Regions from separate parts of the Homo sapiens genome. Here regions 1, 2, 3, 4 and 5 are each linked to region 6. The links are chromatin contacts, found by Hi-C or POLR2A ChIA-PET in ENCODE. All regions are on one chromosome and are shown on one strand. Each heading gives the region's core, a stretch centred on a gene start or an enhancer-like site at or near the end of the contact. The rest is flanking DNA. Distances are from core to core; before and after follow the strand shown. Region 1 has its middle 12 kb from the start of TRT-AGT4-1. Region 2 holds the start of HCG11 (HLA complex group 11). Region 3 holds the start of ZSCAN16 (zinc finger and SCAN domain containing 16). Region 4 holds the start of ZNF165 (zinc finger protein 165). Region 5 holds the start of ZNF322 (zinc finger protein 322). Region 6 has its middle 12 kb from the start of TRI-AAT5-2.

Region 1 (3,045 bases), core at 370-2,869, 550 kb before region 6:
ATTTTATTTTTTATTTTATTTTATTTTATTTTGAGACGGAGTCTGGCTCTTGTCCCCTAGGCTGGAGTGCAATGGCACAATCTCGGCTCACTGCAACCTCCACCTCCCGGGTTCAAGCGATTCTCCTGCCTCAGCCTCCCAAGTGCTGGGATTACAGCATGAGCCACCGCACCCAGCCTGTGTCTAATTTTTGTTCAACCCAATGATTCTCCTAAAATTCCCAGGTCTCAGGCCGGGTGCGGTGGCTCACGCCTGTAATCCCAGCACTTTGGAAGTCCGAGGCGGGTGGATCACGCAGTCAGGAGTTCAAGACCAGCCTGGCCAAGATGGTGAAACCCCATCTCTGCTACAAATACAAACATTAGCCGGGCGTGGTGGCAGGCGCCTGTAATCCCAGCTACTCCGGAGGCTGAGACAGGAGAATCGCTTGAGCCCGGGAGGCGGAGGCAGCAGTGAGCCGTGATCGCGCCACTGCACTCCAACCTGGGCAACAAAGAGGGAAACTCTGTCTCAAAAAAAAAAAAAAAAAAAAAAAAAAAAGGAGCTATGTCTATACAGTCCAGCTTCAGTGATCCGGTGCGCAGTGTCTCACGCCTGCAATCCCAGCACTTTAGTTGGTTGAAGCGGATGGATCACTTGAGCCAGGAGTTAGAAGCTAGCCCTGGCAACATAATTAAGACACCGTCTCTACAAAAAAAAATTTAAAAATTAGCCAGCCTTTAGTCGCTTATGCTGAGGAGGGAGGATCACTTTAGCCCAGGAGTTCAAGTGAGCTGATTACGCCCTGCCCTCCAGCCTGGACTACAAAGCAAGACCCTGCCTTCTCGCCGGTGGGTGTGGGGCGAGTCGCAATAGTGGTTCCCTCCGCATAGTGATTGGAAAGGAACTTAGGGTGCTCTTGAGCTGCATGCTGGTAGGCGGGGTTTATTCGGTTTGTGGAGAATCATCCAGATGAATATTTATATGTGAGAGGTTGATTTTTTTTTAAGGAATTGGCTTATGCAACTGTGAACCTGGCTAGTAATTGCTAAATCCATAGGGCAGGCTGTCAGAAAAGGCAAGCCATCGGAAAGGACAGGCTGGAAACAATATAGAAAATCAATGAAACCAAAAGTTGGTTCTTTGAAAAGTTCACCAAAATTGACAAACATTTAGCTAAATGAACCAAGAAAAAAGAAGAGCGGGCCGGGCGCGGTGGCTCATGCCTGTAACTGTAGCACTTTCGGAGGCCGAAGTGGGCAGATCACCTGAGGTCAGGAGTTCGAGACCAGCCTGGCCAACATGGCGAGAGCCCCGTCTCTACTAAAAATACAAAAGTTAGCCTAGCGTTGTGGCGGCGCCTGTAATCCCAGCTACTCAGGAGACTGAGGCAGGAGAATCGTCTGAACCCAGGAGGCGGAGGTTGCAGTGAGCCGAAATGGCACCACCGAAGTCTGGGCAATAGAGTGAGACTCTGTCTCAAAAAACAAACAAACAAATAAACAAGAGAGGAGACGCAGAAGACTAAAATCAGAAATGAAAGTGGAGGCGTCCGCTCCACCTACGCTGAGCCCGAGGCGGGAAGCTCTGGACACAGCCATTGACTGGCTGGCTGGGGCGCAGCTTGATGGCGTCAGGCTGACGAGCCGCAGTCCCTACGGCTGCACCTGGGCGAAGGCCGCCTGTGTGAGAGGCCGGTGGCCCCAGCGTGCCGCGGCCTTGGAAGTGGGAAATGGAGGCAGGAGCCCTCCCTACACTTCACCATAGGCTTCCTGATTGATTCCAGCATCGTGATTACCTCCCAGATACTATTTTTTTTTAATTTGGGTGGCTTTTCTTCATGTGCCAATTGTTTAAGAACTATGAGGTGCGTCAGTATGTTGTACAGGTGATCTTCTCTGTGACGTTTGCATTTTCTTGCACTATGTTTGAGCTCATCATCTTTGAAATCTTTGGAGTATTGAGTAGCAGCTGTCGTTATTTTTACTGGAAATTGAACCTAGGTGTAATTCTGCTGATTCTGGTTTTCATGGTGCGTTTTTAAACTGGCTATTTTATTGTGAGCAACATCCGACTACTTTTGTCTCCTCTGTCTTAGTGCATAAACAACGACTGCTTTTTTCCTGTCTCTTGTGGTTGACCTTTATCTGTTTTTTCTGGAAACTAGGAGATTCCTTTCCCATTCTCAGCCCAAAACATGGGATCTTATCCATAGAACAGCTCATCAGCTGGGTTGGTGTGATTGGAGTTACTCTCATGGCCCTCCTTTCTGGATTTGGTGCCGTCTACTGCACATACACTTTGATGTCTTATTTCCTCAGGAATGTGACTGACACAGATATTCTAGCCCTGGAACAGCGACTGCTCCAAACCATGGATATGATCATAACCACAAAGAAAAGGATGGCAATGGCACAGAGAACGATGTTCCAGAAAGGGGAGGTGCATAACAAACCATCAGGATTCTGGGGAATGATAGAAAGTATTACCACTTACTCAACAGGAAGTGGATGCTTTGGAAGAACTAAGCAGGCAGCTTTTTCTGAAAACAGCTGATCTGTACGCTACCAAGGAGAGAACAGAATACTCCAAAACCTTCAAAAGGAAATATTTCAATTTTCTGGGTTACTTTTTCTCTATTTACTGTGTTTGAAAAATTTTCATGGCACCATCAACATTGCTTTTGATCGAGTTGGGAAAATGGATCCTGTCACAAGAGGCGTTGAGATCACTGTGAATTATCTGGGAATCCAGTGTGATGTGAAATTTTGGTCCCAACACATTTCCTCCATTCTTGTTGGAATAATCATCGCCACATCCATCAGAGGATTGCTCATACCACGTTCTTTTATGCCATCTCTAGCAGTAAGTCCTCCAGTGTCAATGTCCTGCTATTAGCACAGATAATGGGCATGTACTTTGTCTCCTCTGCGCTTCTAATCTGAATGAGTATGCCTCTAGAATATGCACCATAATTACCGAAGTCCTTGGAGAACTGCAGTTCAATTTCTGTTACCATTGGTTTGATGTGATCTTCCTGGTCAGCAGTCTCTCTAGCATAGTGTT
Region 2 (2,992 bases), core at 300-2,799, 670 kb after region 6:
TATATTAGTTTACTAACTCTAGTTTTGTTATACACTGGCAACCTCTTTAACATCCAGAAAGACTAGATGTTGTAAATTAGGACTCGTTTGTCCTTTATGTACATTATATACATAGATAAAACAAAATGCACAGACATAGTGATTCATCTTGCCTCGCTGTAAGCAGGATGGCATAGAGCTCTCTGCACCTCCCCCTCCTCTCTCCTCCCCTGAACTACTGCACAAACACAATGAGTATTACTCAACAGGTGATTTGGCCATTCCCCCCAAAAAACAACATTTCTATGAATTGTAACAAAAAGATATTTACAAAATGTGGTTTTACTACCTCTAATTTTAACATATATCAGACACTTCAGAATATCTAAAAAGAATAGACATTTCAAAAAAGCTTAGCATTGTCAACTACATACATAGTAGTGAGGAAGCGAATGCACACAAAACAATGGATAGAATATGAAAATGTCTTCTAAATATGACCAGTCTAGCATAGAACCTTCTTTTTTTCCTTCTCAGGTCTTCGAGCTCCATGTCATCTAACCCACTGAACAAACGTGAACGTATCGCTTCTAGAGGCCGTCTAACAACTCAGTTTCCAAAAGTCAACTCCGGAAGACATGTATTTTCTATGATTTCTTTTAAACAAATGAGAATTTACAAGATGTGTGACTTTCTAACTCTATCATACGTCGGCAACCTCTTTCCATCTAGAAGGGCTAGATGTGACAAATGTTTTCTATTAAAAGGTTGGGGTGGAGTTGAGAGCAGCTTTTTCATATTATATACACAGGCCTTCCGTAAACGGCCTGTGAATCTTCCCAGAGGATGGAGGGCATTTCCAACGGGCCAAACGTGGCCTGTCATTCTACCATTTGTCTCTTCCGACAGCAAGGTCTGGTAGTACGGAGACCAACCGCCCGATCGCCGCTAACCGTTCCACCCGTCGTCGTTCGGGACTTCGCTCACCTCCCAGGCCCGTTAAGGCCTTTGTCCGTTGTCGTTAGGACTAGGTAGGTCTCGCCCAATGGCGACAGAGTGGTCACCCGGGACCCAGATCTGGCGGCTCCGTGGCCTGAAGAGGCGGCCGAGCCTGCCTGCGTCCCTAGGCCGCCTTCCCGGGCCCTCCATGCCCTAACGCCCTCCGCCGCGCGGCGTTCGAGCGGCCGCCATGCTTCCCGGCACGCTACTCCCGCCGCCACCCAAAGGCGCTGCGTCCAGGCTGCTCGGCGGGGGTTTCGTCCAGGCCCGGCAGGCTTGGGCCGGGAGACCCGACGGCCGGCAGGGTCCGGACTGGGAGAGGCCGCCGCCGCCATCAGTCACCGAGGTAGGGTAGGGAAGAGACGTTCGCCACCGCTTCAAGGCCTGGGCCCAGCCAGTGGGCAGCCACAGCAGAGGCCTCCGGTATCTGCAGGGCAGAGGGCGCGGCCTGTCCCGGGGCGCCCCCTAGCTCACCCGCCGACCCGGGGCCGGAGGGCCTGGAGCGCCCTGGAGGAGCGGCCCGCGCTCTGCGTCTCTCCGCGCTCTCTGCCAGACCGGAACTCTTGCAGTGATTTCTTACGGGGAGTAAGGATGAGGTGGGGAATGAGACTGAAGAAATGGAATTAAAAAGATAACTATAACTAAATAAAGAGGAGCCCTGCAGTAATGTAATGAGCCATGAACTGAAGAGTAACATTTATTCAACTCTGCCTGTGAAGGAGGGAGAGGGAAAGACAACTAGAGACAGAGGAGAAACGGAAAAAGGAGGTGAGATTTCAAAACACCGGTAGGTTCTGAAATTATTTTCGGAGTACAGAGTACTTTTTGCTGTCCTTGGAGTGGCTAATAAAAACAAAGAGTGCTTTTATTCCGGAACTCGGAAAATTTATTTTTTAAAAAGAGAGAAGACCATGTCACAAAGAGCAGGTAGGAAAACGTAGCGTAAACTTAAACTCGATTTGTGTCTAAATACTAAAAGTACGAACTGTCAGGAGTGGGATTCGAACCCACGCCTCCAGGGGAGACTGCGACCTGAACGCAGCGCCTTAGACCGCTCGGCCATCCTGACGCGCTTATGCTACATTGTGCTCAGGACTCACTTCTGTCTCTTGTCTAAACGCTATTAGTTCCCCATCCACCAGCCGCCCCCCTACCCCATGTCCCCACCCCCGCCCACCCCCTTGTTGTTCTTTTTCTCAAGATATGGGCATTCCTGGGTTAAAAGGTAAGCCGCCTCTCCGCGAACTGCCTCGGACGGCGCTGCATAGGACCGGTTGTCCGGGCCACAGAGCGGCGTCTCCCGAGTGAACGCCGAGTCACTCCCAGGCTGCGCGGGGAGGGCTGCGGCGGGTGGGGCGGCGGGCGAGGGAGGGCGGGTCGGGGTAGGGGGAGCGGGACGGGGGCGGGGGCGTGGGAGGGGCGGGGCGGGCGTGGGAGGGGCGGGGAGGGGGCGGGGCGGGCGTGAGCCAGCCCAGGGCCGAGTGACTAAGGCGGAAGACGGCGATGGCGCTCTGCTCTCAACTGAATTCTAGTTAAAATAATGGCAATCCTGTTGAACTCAACATTACTAGAATACCTGGCTTAAATTTACACTTAATTCCCAGGAAGTTTTAGGCTTGCTCCAGTTTTTGCTGGAACAAGGTGCTCGCTAATCCTTCTCCTTTGCGTTGTGCTGCAAATCTCCCAGCACGTGGTTACCCTTGGCAGGGCCGGTGGAGGGGACAGGAGCGTGGGAAGCCTGGCTTGTCTTGCCTCTCTGTCGGAGTTTATGGAGGATTTGCGCACTTTTCGGTGTGGATGTTATACTGTAATAAAAACTTTAAAAAGCAAAAGCAAAAACAGCAACAACAAAAATGGGGAGTAGCTTATGTATTTTACTAAACCTGGCGCAGCGGGTACTTGATAGAAGGCCTTGAGCACAACAACTTTTCTAAACATAAACAAAGGTCAGAGGTGACCTACTTCAAATTTTGTTAGCAAGGGTTAGCAGTCAGGATGCCATGGTCGGAATATC
Region 3 (3,368 bases), core at 585-3,084, 940 kb before region 6:
TGTGGTTACTGAGTACTTAAAATATGGCTAGTACAAATGAGATAAGCTAAATGTAAGATACATACCAAATTTTGAAAATTTAAAGCACAGATATCTAAAATACCTCATTAAAAATATTGATTACATGATTAAATATTGTGGGCTAAATAAAATATATATTTCACCTTTTTTTTTAATGTGGCTACTAGAAAATTTAAATACATATACAGCTTGCATTATATTTCTGTTGGACAGTCCTATTCTGCAATATCCTTGACATCTACTTGAATCTCCGCTTGAATACCTATATGGAAAGGGAGTTTCTTATGGGGTAGCCTATTTTATTTATGGGTATCTATGAATGGCAGAAAATTATTTCTTTTCCTCTGATACCTGATTGCCTTTTGGTAACTTCCCACTGATCCTAGCCTTCCAAACAGGCATAGAATCAGTCTAGTGACTCTCCTCTCTTTACCCAGCCACACTTTAATTATTTGACATAGGTAGTCAGGTCCCTTCCTATGCCTTGTTCTTTAGAGGATAAATATTTTCAGATGTTCTTTCATATGCCTTTTGCTTTGGCTCCATCCATATCCCCTGATCACTCACAGCCAGATGACTGCCCCTTCACACCTGCTTTCCAGGTTCATCAAGCTCTCTCTCCAGATCCTCCAGTACCGTCACTGCCTCCTCTCCAGTCTCTGGATGGTGTGCACGCACCCATGCTTGCAGGTCTTTAGGAAGAATGCTCAGGAACTGTTCTAGCACCAGCAGGTCTAAAATCTGCTCCTTGGTGTGGCATTCTGGCCTCAGCCACTGACGGCAGAGCTCCCACAGCTGGGTAAGAGCTTCACGGGGTCCAGGTGCATCCTGATAGCAGAGCTTCCTGAAGTGTTGTCTATAGAGTTCCCTCCTGTGAGGACTGCACTTTTGTGAGCTGGAATCCTGTCCCCAGTAATGGTCCTCTGCCTTAATTATCAGAAGTCCTTTTTGGTCCTCAGGTTCCAGGGCTGTGGTCATTCTGGGCTTTGCCAGGAGATTTATCCTCTATCTGGGATTGAGTCAAAGAGAATCTCTTAGAATCCTGCCTCAGAGACACTCCTAAGGCATAAAAAGTTGTTACCATAGAGAAATTACAAAAATTTCTGTGAACATAAACACATCATAATGAAGCCAAGCCACCAGAAGTCAATCAGAGAAAACAGTCTTATAGGAAGCTGAAACAAAACAAAACAAAACAAAACAAAAAACAGTGACGCAGGGATATGATTTGAATCTGTGCTCTATTGTGTAACTTAGAGGAAGTTATTTATCTGGACTAGAACTACAGATCCTCAGGTACAATTCTCATGTGTGTTACAGGGTTGATATACAGATTACATGAGAACGTATGCAACGTCCCTGGCATGGCAGCGGGCACTAGTAAGCACTAAATAAACGCCAAGTATTATTAACGGCTTTGTTAAAAGGCTCTTCATTCTGTTACCATGAGATGCACGGGCCAGCTTGTGCCCCCAGGATTCACTGGTTATAGGATATGTGTGCCAACCCTGGAAGGGGATCAGACAGATGCCTCTGCAGAGGAACCCGCAACCAGTGTCCCCCTTCCACCCATCCTCTCCCGGAAGGCTGGGCCAAATCCTCTCCTGTAGATCTGTTGGGGGGCGGAGGGAGGGACAGGAGTGTTACACTCTGCCCGCGACAGGGAGGTGTGGGGAGGGTGTTGCTGCTGACCACAGCTGCGTCTTGTCCCCTTTTCTCCACCTGGGAGCCGGGAGACACTCACCTTACGCGCAGGGAGGAACAGGTGCAACAGCTAGCGTCCTTTGGACAGCCCCGAACAAAGACTAGACTCAAAGACACCAATCGGCGCCCGGCCGCTTCAGCCGGGCACTTCCGGGCCGCTCTAGGAAGCTTCGCCTCTGTGGCAGCTTGAGTGCTTGCCTCCTCGGCCCTAGCCAGTGGAGGACCCGGCTTTTACGCCTCGTATTGATGGGATTGCGGGATCTGCGAGCAAGTCTTATTTGTACTTCTTTAAAACGTTTTTCGGTTTAATTATTGAGTAATATGGATAAGTAATGCATTCACATACATTTATTAAAAAGAGTAAATGTCCCCCAGCGTCTAGTTTGACAATATTTTTCGTGACTTGTATATCCTTCCGTAGATATATTACACCGTTATAGATTGTCCGCGCTTTTTCCCCTCTGCACAAATAGTAGCACTTCTGTACCTTTCTTATTTTTCTTTTTACCAGGTGGTCTTGGTAAAGGCTGTACATAAGTGTTTCCTTGATCTTGCTCTTTTTTAAACAACTGCACGGTATTCAACTGTGTATTATGTTCTATAATTTGTTAATAAGTACCCCATTGGTGGTCATGAGGTTGTTTCCAATTCTTCTTTTTCAAACATTGCTGCAATAACTTACTGTGAACTCACATCATTTTTCATGTGTAAGGATATATCCATAGTCTGTATGTCTAGAAAGGGAATTACTACAGCATAGAATAGGGAAATTTGTACTTTTGTTAATGCCAAATCACCAATCATAGGATCTACTAGCAGTATTCTTATTTACCTATACTTGTCAACACAGTGTTATAAAATATTTTGATCTTTGCCAAATTGATGGGTGAAAAATGCTCTTAGTTTTTTACTCCCTCTTCTCCTTTCTTACACAAATATTGATTTATCTACTATGCCAGGCACTATTGTGGAAGCTGGAACTAATTTTGAGCAAAACAATGCCCTTCCTTTCATGGAATTTATAATCTTGTGTGTGTGTGTATGTGTGTGTGTGTGTGTGTGTGTGCTGGGGAGGCAGGCAATAAACCAAAAAATATACATAGTGTATAGAGAGTGGATATCAGTTCTAAGGAGAAAATAAAGGAAATAGGGAATTTGGGGTGAGAATGAAGTGATGCAATTTAAATAGGATATTCATGGAGGACCTGACTAGGAAATTGACATTTGAGCAAAGATTGAGGGAGCTGAGGGAATGGGCCATCAGGGATAAAGATGTTTCAGGGAGAGGGATAACAAATGCAAAAGCCTGGAGTGGAGTGTGTTTTAAGTATTTTGGGCAAAGGAAGGGTGCTTGTTTTTCTGGAGCTGAGTGAGCAAAAGAGCGTTGGGTGGAGAGATAGTGAGAGCCTTGGGTGAGTGCAAGGGTATTTTTACTCTAAAATGATAAAATGATAAGCTACTCAGTTTATTTTCTTTTCTCTTTTCTTTCCTTTTCCTTTGTTTTAGGAGATGGGTCTCACTCTGTCACCCAGACTGGAGTGCAGTGAGTGGTGCGATCATAGCTTACTGCAGCCTGAAACTCCTGGGCTCAAGTGATCTTCTCGCCTCAGCCTCCTGAGTAGCTGGAGCTACAGGTGTGAGCT
Region 4 (3,267 bases), core at 134-2,633, 890 kb before region 6:
GAGCAGCTGGTTCTATGACATGTTATCTCAGCTGACAGTACTATCTCCAGGTGTTTTATCACTTCTCATCTATTTAAAACCGAGTCCCCCTAAAGCTGGTAGCTTTAAACTAATAAATATTGATTGAGCATCTAGTGCCTTATAATATTGTGTTAGGAGGACTTACAAAAATGGGTAAGCAGATGTGTGAAGAAACGCTAGGAGAACAGAGAGGAACGAGTAATTAATTATGATGAGAAAGTTGGAGGTTAAAGAGCAGGGCTCCTGATGGATGAACATGTCTTGGTGGGCATGTTGCGGGAGGGGAAGACGGGTGAGAGTTTTGTTGGTGGAGAGGGAGACAGTCAGGGGAAATCCGGTAGAGACCACAAAGCAGAACAGAGACTTCAAGGGGCATGCTGGTAAAGGCTCCCATAGTACCTTGTGTTTCTCAAGGGCAGGGGGTCAGTGTTGGTTTAACTGCATCCTCGGCACACAGGAAATACTATTTACCGTGTCAATAAATTTCAGGACAAGCGGGGTTGTCCCCAAGTGTCCTACAAAACGGCGGTTACTCTTCCCAAGGGAAGCAGGGGATTGGGGATGGTCCTCGCAGCAGTTTCTTTTCGCAGACAATGGCAGATCTGAGACATGTGGCACCCCTCCCCGTTCCACCTGGCTGGAATGGGCAACTCCTCTTACCAGTGACCCCAAATTCAGGATCAGTAGGACAGCCCCCACCCCACGCCACCAAGCCCTCAGCGCTCCACTATGACGTCACGCGCGGCGGCGGTAACTATGGAGACCGCCAAACCCTCACTAAATGCGTAAGCGCGCCTGCGTTCCCAACGCCGAAGCTGGTTCTACCTTTCTCCGGGATTCCTCTGAGGGCCAAGGTCTGGTCACCCAGAGGCTGCTAATTTCAAAGGCAATATGAGAGGGACTGGATGTTTGGAGGGGGACACGGGGCTGGACATCTGGATCCCCAAACCCGGACTCACCTCTCGGACAGGGCTGATTCCGATCGGACACTTCCGGTGGAAGGACTGAGCGGCGCTACACTTCAAGAATTCCGTCCACAGGGACTTGTGAGTCTGCGCAGAAGGCGGGATGCCTTTGGACTACAATTCCAAGAATCCTTCCTGGGTCTCTTCGGGCGCAGACTTTTCGCCAAAGTCCTGAAGATCTCAGGGCTTGAAGGAGGGGGCATCTTTTTTCTCCATTGTAGTAGTGTGTCTTGCTAAATAACAGAAGGGACTCCTGAAAAGAAAATGACGTTGGCCGGGCGCGGTGGCTCACGCCTGCAGTCCCAGCACTTTGGGAGGCCGAGACGGGCGGATCACGAGGTCAGGAGATCGAGACTATCCTGGTTTACGCGGTGACACCCTGTGTCTACTAAAAATACAAAAAAAAAAAAAAAAAAAAAAATTGCCGGGCGTGGTGGCACGCGCCTGTAGTTCCAGGTGCTCGGGAGGCTGAGGCAGGAGAATCGCTTGAACCCGGGAGGCGGAGCTTGCAGTGAGCCGAGACCGCGCCACTGCACTCCAGCTTGGGTGACAGAGTGAGACTCAGTCTCAGAAAAAGAAGAAGAAGAAAAAGATACACACTCGAGCACACATTTTCTCAGCAAAGCAATTTACTTCTATAGAAGGGTGCGTCTCACGGATGGAGCAATGGCGAGAGCACACCTGAACAAGGGAGGGGAAGGGGTTCTTATCCCTGACGCAGGTAGTCCCTAGTGCTGTGTCGTTCCCCTACTGGCTAGGGTTGGACCGCACAGTCTAAGTTAATTCCGATTGGCTATTTTAAAGAGAGCAGGGGTATGAGCCGGAGTGGTAGGGTGAGCAGTTTCAGTGGGAAGGACGGTTACGGAACAGGTGACTAAAGGTGACTCAGGTCAGAGCAGGTGACCAGGGGTGACTCAGGACGGAGCAGGTCACCAGGGGAACAGATGTGAACTACTGATTAGAACTGGTGGAAAAGGTTGTTTACTGAAACTAGAGGCAAGGAGACGAGGAAAATGAGGAAGTTAAAGTTTAAAATGGAGAACAAAGAATTGAACATACTGACATACTGATTCTTTGAAGAGAAATTTAGAACTCACTGTATTTAACAAGGAGTTCAAGGCCAGCCTGGCCAACATGGTGAAACCCCGTCTGTACTAAAAATATAAAAATTAGCTGGGTGTGGTGGTGGGCGCCTGTAGTCCCAGCTACTTGGGAGGCTAAGACAGAAGAATCGCTTGAACCCAGGAGGTGAAGGTTGCAGTGAGCTGAGATCACGCCACTGCACTCCAGCCTGGGCGACAGAGCAAGGATCCATCTCAAAAAAAAAAAAAAAAGTTTATTCGGGAATAGGAAATTGCAATAAGAATAGACGTGCCAGAGTAAACTATGTTTCTATTCAGGGAGGTAAAGGAAGACAAAGGTTTTTAAAGGAAGAATGGGGAGGATTATTTAATTGTTTTGAAATCATTATTCTTGACTACAAAGATCGGTAACGAGGATGACACCAGTCTGAGGTTAGACAAACAGTTGCTGGGCGGATGTCCTTGCAGAGGTATTTTTGGTGTAAGATGGGTTTTGCAGTCATATGTGATAGTTTTCTTATGAGGCATACAAGCCTGAGAAGTGTCTCTTCATAGCCCTCCCTGGCTCTATCTGTCAGATTATTGCTTTTGTTTTTATTTTTTAACACTAGTGGGCCGGGCGTGTTGGCTCACTTTTCTAATTCCCCGCTTTGGGAGGCAAAGGCAGGAGGATTAATTGAACTCAGGAGTTCGAGACCAGCCTGGGCAACATAGTTGGGACCTCGTCTCTACAAAAATTAAAAAAAAAAAAAATTAGTCGGGGGTTGTGGAATGCACTTGTACTCCCAGCTACTCGGGAGGCTGAGGTGGGAGGATCGCCTGAGCCCAGGAGGTGGTGGCTGCAATAGTGAGCTGTGATTGCACCACTGCATTCTAGCCTGAGTGACTCCTGCCTCTATTTAAATCTCAGGTGGTGAAATTGAAGCCCACGCAGCAGGGTTGCAACTGAAACTTCATCTCCTCTGCAAAACCTTCCTGCATTCCCAGACAACTTTTCTTCTGAGGCCTTGTTTGATTCATCCCCTTACCCCAGTGGAACTCAGATATTCAAAATGGTATTAATTAAAACCACTGGCTGTCATTGGTCCATGCATGGCCTTAAAGTGTGAACATTTTTTAATCCATTACCTAGTCTATAAGAACTGTAGATTGACAACAACTTAGATTTAATACTACTCTTTTTCTAGTCCCTCTCTATA
Region 5 (3,165 bases), core at 160-2,659, 530 kb after region 6:
GCCTTCCAAAGTGCTGGCATTACAGGCGTGAGCCACCGTGCCCGGCCTATGGTGTCCTGTTAATTGGAGGTGCTCAATAAATGTTTAACTGAATAAAACAATTAATAAAGAGTACTTTGGGCCAATGTATCCTGAAAGAAAAGGTTGAACAGTTCAATTCTACACATATTCAGACCTTGTTATATGCAGTGCAGAGATCAGAATCCAACTTGCTTAATTTTTATTCCAATAATTTTACACAATACACTCACCACTATTGAGGTAGCCATAAGTATAGTGACTGCAAGCACAGAATCTGGCATCAGACTGTTCACATTACAGCTTCATCAGTAATATGTGATCCTGGGCAAGCTACTTAATCTCTCTGTGCACCAGTTTCCTCCTAAAAGAATACATATCTCACACGATTTTTGTTACAACTGAATGAGACAATAGTGTAAAGTTATTAGAACAGTGTTTGATACATGCTACACACTCAAAATGTTATTATTCAAAATATTAAGACAACCCTGAGTGGAATATTTTGACCTTGAAAGTTTCATTAAAAATAAACATGAAAGTAGAATAAGCTGTAGACCCTCTGCGGAAGAATTCCACTAGTAGGAACATGATTAGTTAATACTGAATACGTGTCTCAGAGACTGCGCTCCCCAATTACTAAACCTCAGCAACTGGCTCACAATCCAAGTCCTTGGCCAGGCTGCCCAGGGTTTAGTTTTCCATATTCCTACTACTCATCTTTTCCCTTTGATAGCTGAGGACATTTAAAAACTGTTTTTTGTTGGTTTGTTTTTTTTAATTTAACAATTGAGCTGGGAGAATACCCAGTGTTCAACCTAAAGAACTGAGTTCTGTTCCAGCCCCACCACTAGGTGATTTACTCTTAGCTGATTCCAAATCAGAAACATAATCAGCAAGGACTGGGGAACCTCCCACAGTACTTTCTCTCGCTGCTGTTTTCTCCACCCACACAAGTCCACCACTTTTAAAAGCATTTCTTCCATCTCGCTGGCCACATCTTCGTGGATGACAGCGCTGCCACTGTGCTTCAGAATCCTCTATCTCTCCCAGATCTTTCCTGGTGTTTCTCTCAGGGTCAGTGGCATCTAATCTTTGTGACTCTACTCCTGGTTTGAGTCCTCGGTTAACAGCCTTGGGGAAACTGTAACATAAACTGCAACGCTGTTGGTGCCGTTTCTTCTTAGACAGGGTGGCAGCGATCGCCTCCCCCCGCAGCCGGCCTTCCACTGCGCCAGCAAGACCCCCTCCCACCAAAACGCCGAGGGCTCCCAGAGCGCAGGCGCCCCGGGCCCCGCCCCTTTCCGAAGACTCGGCTCCTATTGGCCCAGGGGCCGGGGTTGGAACGCCCTAGTGGCCGGAGAGGGGTGATCATGTGACTTGCGGGGGTGGGGCTGCGCCGGCCTCTTCCCAGCCAGCTTGAAAGGGTTTGCGTAGCCGGCCTTGTGGGCCCTTGAAGCGCTCTGTTAAAGCGCTCTGTGGGCGGCCTGGCCCCAACTCCTCTAGTCTAGGCGCACGAAGGGAGTTGCTCCTAGGTCTTGTCCGTGCCGGGTTCGCTTTTCTTTCCTTCCCGAAGCCTGGCCCTTAGATCTACTATCGCAGAGTCTGCGGCCGCCAGGAAGCCCAGATTCGAGTGTCCGGAGAGTAACCGGAAGTGCTGTCCCCAGGCCTAGGGGCGGCGCCGGCGGCTGCCAGGGTAAGCGCGGCCTGCGGGGCCCAGGGGTGGGATGGGTGCGCGGTGGGACCCAAGACCCACGGCCACAGTCGAGTGGGAGCAGCCCCTGTTCCTGGACACTGAGCATGGTCTGGTCTCCGCTGACGGCGGACGGAGGACTGAAAGATGGTCAATGAAAAGTTGAAAGAAGAGAACCTTAGTACGGTAGTTCCTAGAGATAGTAAACACTGCAAGGCACTTTTCAAAGCAATATAATCTTTCATATATATCGAGGAAAAAAAGGACCTTGAATGGATTTTTCGCTTCATCTTCAGTGCAGAAATTAGTTATGTTGCAGTTGAATCTATCTGCAGAAAAATCTGGTTTGTTTAATCTTCCTATAACCATTTCTTTTTGGAAAATGGAATTACAGATAACTTTATATTATATACACTTATCACATGCACTTTGGGGTTTGTAGTGGTAGACGAATGGGTCTTTGATCTTAGGAGTTGAGATAATACAAACAAAAACAATTAGCAGAAGGAGAAAAAACAAACGAAAAACGAGGCTTAGGGCTTTGTTATGAAGTTACAGTTAGTAATAGAAAGATTCTTGACATTTTGTCTAGAGCTGGTCGGAACTGATGGCTACCAGTGGCAGGTACTTCCTGCAGGAGAAACAGTGTAAGCAAAGATGGGAAGAGGTAAGCTATGGTTGAAGGATGCTCACTAGAATGGAGAGGAAATGGGACCAGTTTTCTAGGCCAGCTCTAGAAAAATTATGAATTATAAATTTCACAAGGTCATCGTCTACATTATTGATTTTTCCTCTAGGAGAGGCAAGAATTGAGTGTTGTGAATAGTTCTGAACTAGAGACCTTTTGAAACCAAAAGGAAGATGGTCTTGAGTCTTTCTTGTTACGGTAAGTGGTATACCAGGCTCTGTTTCTGTATAAATGTGGATGGGGGTGTGGGGTGGGGCAGGGTGAAAGACAGGAAAGTATGGGAGAAGATATATGGAAAAAGAGAATGCCCCTTTCTTAGCTCCTAAGATAGCAGAGTGATAAAACTGAGCCCTATCCTACCAACTTAAGGCTATTTTCTACTCCTTTTCAACATGCATGCATATTCACATTAGGCTTGCAGTAATTGCTTTTTGATTGATTTGTAGCACAAAGAGGGTAGTATGCCTAATGCTTAGGCAGGCTCTGGAGTCAGAAGATAGGTATTGAAATCCTGGCTCTGCTGCTTACTATTTGTAAGTTGTTGGGTGATTATCTAACTGCCCTAAGCATCAGGTTTTCCATCTATAAGATCCAAACACTGGTATTAATACCTATTTCATAGGGTCCTTGGGAGGACTAAATGAGATAATCCATGTAATCAATGAAAAATAAATGAGAAATTTCCAAGTCTAAGGCCTATAAACACCATCTAATTTTTAAATAATGCTTTACTAACTTTGTCTCTTGGTCCCATATACCCTTTAAG
Region 6 (3,386 bases), core at 869-3,368:
TTTTTTTTGAGATGGAGTCTTGCTGTGTCGTCCAGGCTGGAGCGCAGTGGCGCGATCTTGGCTCACTGCAAGCTCTGCCTCCCGGGTTCACGCCATTCCCCTGCCTCAGCCTCCTGAGTAGCTGGGACTACAGGCGCCCGCCACCGCGCCCGGCTAATTTTTTGTACTTTTAGTAGAGACGGGGTTTCACCGTGGTCTCGATCTCCTGACCTCGTGATCCACCCACCTCGGCCTCCCAAAGTGCTGGGATTACAGGCGTGAGCCACCGCTCCCGGCCTCTACTTCGTTTTTTTCACAGTCTTTTTTTTTTTTTTTTGCATCTTGTTTTGATTTTTGTCTCTTTTAGTCTTTTTTCTTTACTTTTTTCTTTTATTTTTTTAATGTGTAATAATTAGATGAATGTTGGTAACAATGGATATATGTACATATCTTAGTTTCCAAAATTTAGGGATGTGTTTAACATCTGTTTGCCACAATGGATTAGGTTCTAATCCTCTAGGGTTAACACCTGTTGAAGGAGGGGACGTGCTTGTGAGCTGGTAATCTGGGCATTGTAGGATAATTTGCTTAGCCAGCCTCTGTGTAAGTTGAAATTATTTAGATAAGTTTTTCAATTTTGGTGGGAAAATTGATGTGATTGGGTGACTTGGTCAAGCAGTGATGTCATAACCTGAAGGTCTGCTTGATTATTGCCGTAAGCCAATGGGCCAGGCAGAGAGCTGTGAGCTCGAATGTGTGTAATAAAAATAGGATGTGTATCTTGGTTTAGCAATTGCTGAAGTTGAAGAAAAAGAACACACAGACTGGGCTCCAGAGCGAACTTAAGGCTGTAAAAGTTCTTTAATAATTAAACAGAATAACCTTAGCTTTTTGAATGTTAGTAAATTCAGATCGAGTGATTGGATTATGTGGTCTCCACCAGACTGTCGCTTTTTTTAATGTTTACTAGACCCACCAGTAAAAACAGTCACAGCTCCTTCCAAAGGAGCATCACAAGGAATTTTTGGAAGAACCCATGTAGTTAATTTTAAAAACTGGAAAATTTTATTTTTAGGATAATGATTATCAATACATTCAACAAATTCTGTTAAATTAACTTGCCATGTAACTGAGTTAATAAATGCCTGTTTTACCTGATTTTTATTTATTGGAATTATAATCTTATTGGGCTCAGTGCCACAAAGTTTAACAATTCGTGACGAGCCTGTCCAATTAGAATTGCCATCTGATCTAAATATACTGTGAGTGTTTTTATGGTATTATGTGGCAAAAAAAGACCATTTAACTAAATCATTATTTTGAACAGTAACCCCCATTGGGGAATGTGAAGTAGGGAACACAATGAATTGTAAAGGCGAGTCTGAGTCAATCTTACTGACCTGGGCTTGTTGAATTTTTGTCTTCAATTACTTTTAACTCTTTTATGGCCTCGGTGTTAGTTCTCTGTTACTTTGTAAGTTGGAATTTCCCCTCAATATTGAGAAGAGATTAGACATAGCATAAGTAGGAATTCCTAAGGTGGGCCGAATCCAATTAATATCTCCTAACAATTTTTGAAAATCATTTAAGGTTTTTAAATAATCTTTTTAAATTTGAACCTTTTGAGGCTTAATGGCTGTATCCTGTACTTGCATCCCCAAATACTGAAAAGGAGTGGTTGTTTGAATTTTGTCAGGTGCTATACGCAATTCAGCGTTTGTAATTGCCTTTTGTAAAGATGAATAACATTGAATAGGTTGATCTCTATTTTTTGCTGCACACATCTGGAAATTGATCTCTAACAGGCTGGATAGTTCTGCCTACAAAAGTTTGACAGATTGTGGGACTGTTTAACATACCCCGGAGTAAAACCTTCTAATGATATCTGGCTGCAGGTTCTTTGTTTTTAATGGCAGGGACAGTAAAGGCAAATTTTTCGAAATCTGCCTCTGCTAAAAGAATTGTAAAACAAGGCAGTCTTTTAAATCTATAATAATGAGCAGCCAGTCTTTAAGGAGCATAGTGGGGGATGGGAGCCCAGGTTGTAAGGCTCCCATCGGTTGAATTACAGCGTTGGCCACTCGCAAGTCGGTCAGCATGTGCCATCTACCGGACTTTTTCTTAATTACAACTATTGGGGAATTCTAAGGAGAGAAAGTGGGTGAAATATATCCTTTTTCTAGTAGTTCTTTAACTATTTCATAAAGCGCCCCCAATTTTTCCTTAGGCCACTGTTCGACCCAGACAGGGCGCTGGGTCATCCATTTTAAGGGAAATTGCTCCTTCACTGTAATGAACTGCAGGGCGAACCTGAATTACCCCCTCTCCATAATGAACTGCGGGTCGGGCAATAATGAGCGCGGCCAGCCGAGTCTCGGCAGCGGAGTCTCAGGCTCCCTCCGCCTGCACTCACTCGGCTGAGGAGGAGGTGGCCATTCCGGACATTCCTCTTGAGGAACCCTGAGCTGAATGAGTTTCTGAATAGGTTTAGGAAGACTGGGGGGATTGGCATAAATTACTTCCGGACTCTCCTTTTGGCTAGTACTCGGTAGAGGCGTTTCAGAGTCCTGATTATCAAACTCCTCCTTCTCCTCCTCTGACTCAGCCTCATCATTTGTCTGAAATGGCTCCAGTGCGGCACGCACCAATGACCAAACTGACCAAACAGGCAAACGAATTTCCTTTCCTTCTCTACGTGCTTTTTAAAGGTCCTTTCCAACTCTTTCCCAATCTCTTAATTTCAAAGTTCCCTGTTCAGGGAACCAAGGGCAAAATTGTTCTACAGCATGAAATTAATTCATACGATTTTTTGTACCAACTTTTACGCCATCACGCTTCAACAGCCGCCCTAGCAAGCTCAAATACGTGGTGTACTTACTTTCAGTTTTCCCCATTGTGTCCCTGGCTTTCTCCAAGTGCCCTGCTTACCTGCAGAGCTTAAAAACTTTTTCGTCCTCGGGAGTCCTTCGTCCATCAGCCCTCCGTTTCACACGCTCGAGCATTCCTTCATCAGATTCTTTCGAGCCCCACGTTGGGCACCAGAATGTTGGGGACCAGCCTCAATACCACCCTTAGGGTACCTAAAGTCCGGTGGCGACAAAGGAATGAGAAGAGACAGGTTAAGAGTGTATAAAGAGTGGGGGCCAGGGGGCCAATTGCAAAATGGAGGCTGCAAAAGGCGCCCAGCTCTGGTCTCCACACTATTTATTGAGTACAATCACTTAGATCCAAAAAGCAGACATTTAGGGCGAAATGGTGAAAGGGAGGCAGCGTGTTACAGGCGTAATCTATAGCAATAGCGGTTTAAATGAATCTCCTTTGTGCCCAAACAGCGTATCTTTAACTTATTGGAGAGTAGCTAGTGGGAGCGGGCTTAACTAGGAGCCTGCACGTCTGTCTACATTCCA

What was found. Hi-C counts contacts between places; a loop is a spot of excess contacts on that map. ChIA-PET counts read pairs that join two places held with the same protein, here RNA polymerase II (POLR2A). Pooled maps may share reads with other maps.
Region 1: a pooled map shows a loop between it and region 6 (4-fold over the local background). The contact joins two enhancer-like sites. A Hi-C loop is called at or near these places in 6 of 50 pooled maps. POLR2A ChIA-PET finds 5 or more read pairs at or near these places in 3 of 52 experiments (BJ, PC-9 and activated naive CD4-positive, alpha-beta T cell).
Region 2: a pooled map shows a loop between it and region 6 (3-fold over the local background). The contact joins the promoter of HCG11 here to the enhancer-like site in region 6. A Hi-C loop is called at or near these places in 8 of 50 pooled maps. POLR2A ChIA-PET finds 5 or more read pairs at or near these places in 6 of 52 experiments (Caco-2, MCF 10A, OCI-LY7 and 3 more).
Region 3: a loop to region 6 is called in a pooled map, with 2.7 times the contacts of the local background. The contact joins the promoter of ZSCAN16 here to the enhancer-like site in region 6. A Hi-C loop is called at or near these places in 1 of 168 maps with a recorded cell type or tissue (CD8-positive, alpha-beta T cell), 1 of 37 single-sample maps with no recorded cell type and 17 of 50 pooled maps.
Region 4: a loop to region 6 is called in a map of ascending aorta, with 9 times the contacts of the local background. The contact joins the promoter of ZNF165 here to the enhancer-like site in region 6. A Hi-C loop is called at or near these places in 2 of 168 maps with a recorded cell type or tissue (HepG2 and ascending aorta), 1 of 37 single-sample maps with no recorded cell type and 12 of 50 pooled maps. POLR2A ChIA-PET finds 5 or more read pairs at or near these places in 1 of 52 experiments (activated B cell).
Region 5: a pooled map shows a loop between it and region 6 (4-fold over the local background). The contact joins the promoter of ZNF322 here to the enhancer-like site in region 6. A Hi-C loop is called at or near these places in 5 of 50 pooled maps. POLR2A ChIA-PET finds 5 or more read pairs at or near these places in 2 of 52 experiments (HepG2 and naive thymus-derived CD4-positive, alpha-beta T cell).

What each region holds. Positions count from the first base shown.
Region 1 is chr6:27,737,050-27,740,094 of GRCh38, reverse strand. It overlaps the pseudogene GPR89P. Among named protein-coding and RNA genes, the nearest start is that of TRT-AGT4-1, 12 kb to the right of the region's middle. RefSeq lists enhancers at 1,389-1,728, 1,739-1,858, 1,322-2,521. Within about 2 kb of position 1,619, at least 8 of the 41 ENCODE cell types and tissues checked have a DNase peak (open chromatin) inside an H3K27ac peak, as active enhancers do; they include PC-9, where a contact is called at or near this core.
Region 2 is chr6:26,520,263-26,523,254 of GRCh38, reverse strand. HCG11 (HLA complex group 11) reads right to left here and starts at 1,549. Exons shown (of 1, transcript NR_026790.1): 1 at 1-1,549. TRL-CAG1-7 (tRNA-Leu (anticodon CAG) 1-7) reads right to left here and starts at 2,047; the gene lies at 1,965-2,047. LOC107986583 (a long non-coding RNA gene) reads left to right here. Exons shown (of 4, transcript XR_001744057.3): 1 at 1-1,746. RefSeq lists silencers at 1,094-1,613, 1,844-2,443.
Region 3 is chr6:28,123,075-28,126,442 of GRCh38, reverse strand. It overlaps ZSCAN16 (zinc finger and SCAN domain containing 16), which reads right to left and starts at 1,834. Exons shown (of 4, transcript NM_025231.3): 1 at 1,766-1,834; 2 at 613-1,030. The coding sequence starts at 999. ZSCAN16-AS1 (ZSCAN16 antisense RNA 1) reads left to right here. Exons shown (of 2, transcript NR_103456.1): 2 at 3,232-3,368. RefSeq lists an enhancer at 1,689-2,190.
Region 4 is chr6:28,078,684-28,081,950 of GRCh38, reverse strand. ZNF165 (zinc finger protein 165) reads right to left here and starts at 1,383. Exons shown (of 4, transcript NM_001376491.1): 1 at 981-1,383. RefSeq lists enhancers at 938-1,057, 1,858-1,927.
Region 5 is chr6:26,657,990-26,661,154 of GRCh38, reverse strand. It overlaps ZNF322 (zinc finger protein 322), which reads left to right and starts at 1,409. Exons shown (of 4, transcript NM_024639.5): 1 at 1,409-1,714; 2 at 2,509-2,597. RefSeq lists enhancers at 999-1,198, 1,219-1,278, 978-1,478, 1,509-1,698, 1,709-1,758 and 1 more.
Region 6 is chr6:27,187,708-27,191,093 of GRCh38, reverse strand. No RefSeq gene overlaps it. Among named protein-coding and RNA genes, the nearest start is that of TRI-AAT5-2, 12 kb to the right of the region's middle. RefSeq lists an enhancer at 2,092-2,657 and a cis regulatory region at 1,866-2,752. Within about 2 kb of position 2,118, at least 34 of the 41 ENCODE cell types and tissues checked have a DNase peak (open chromatin) inside an H3K27ac peak, as active enhancers do; they include CD8-positive, alpha-beta T cell, PC-9 and ascending aorta, where a contact is called at or near this core.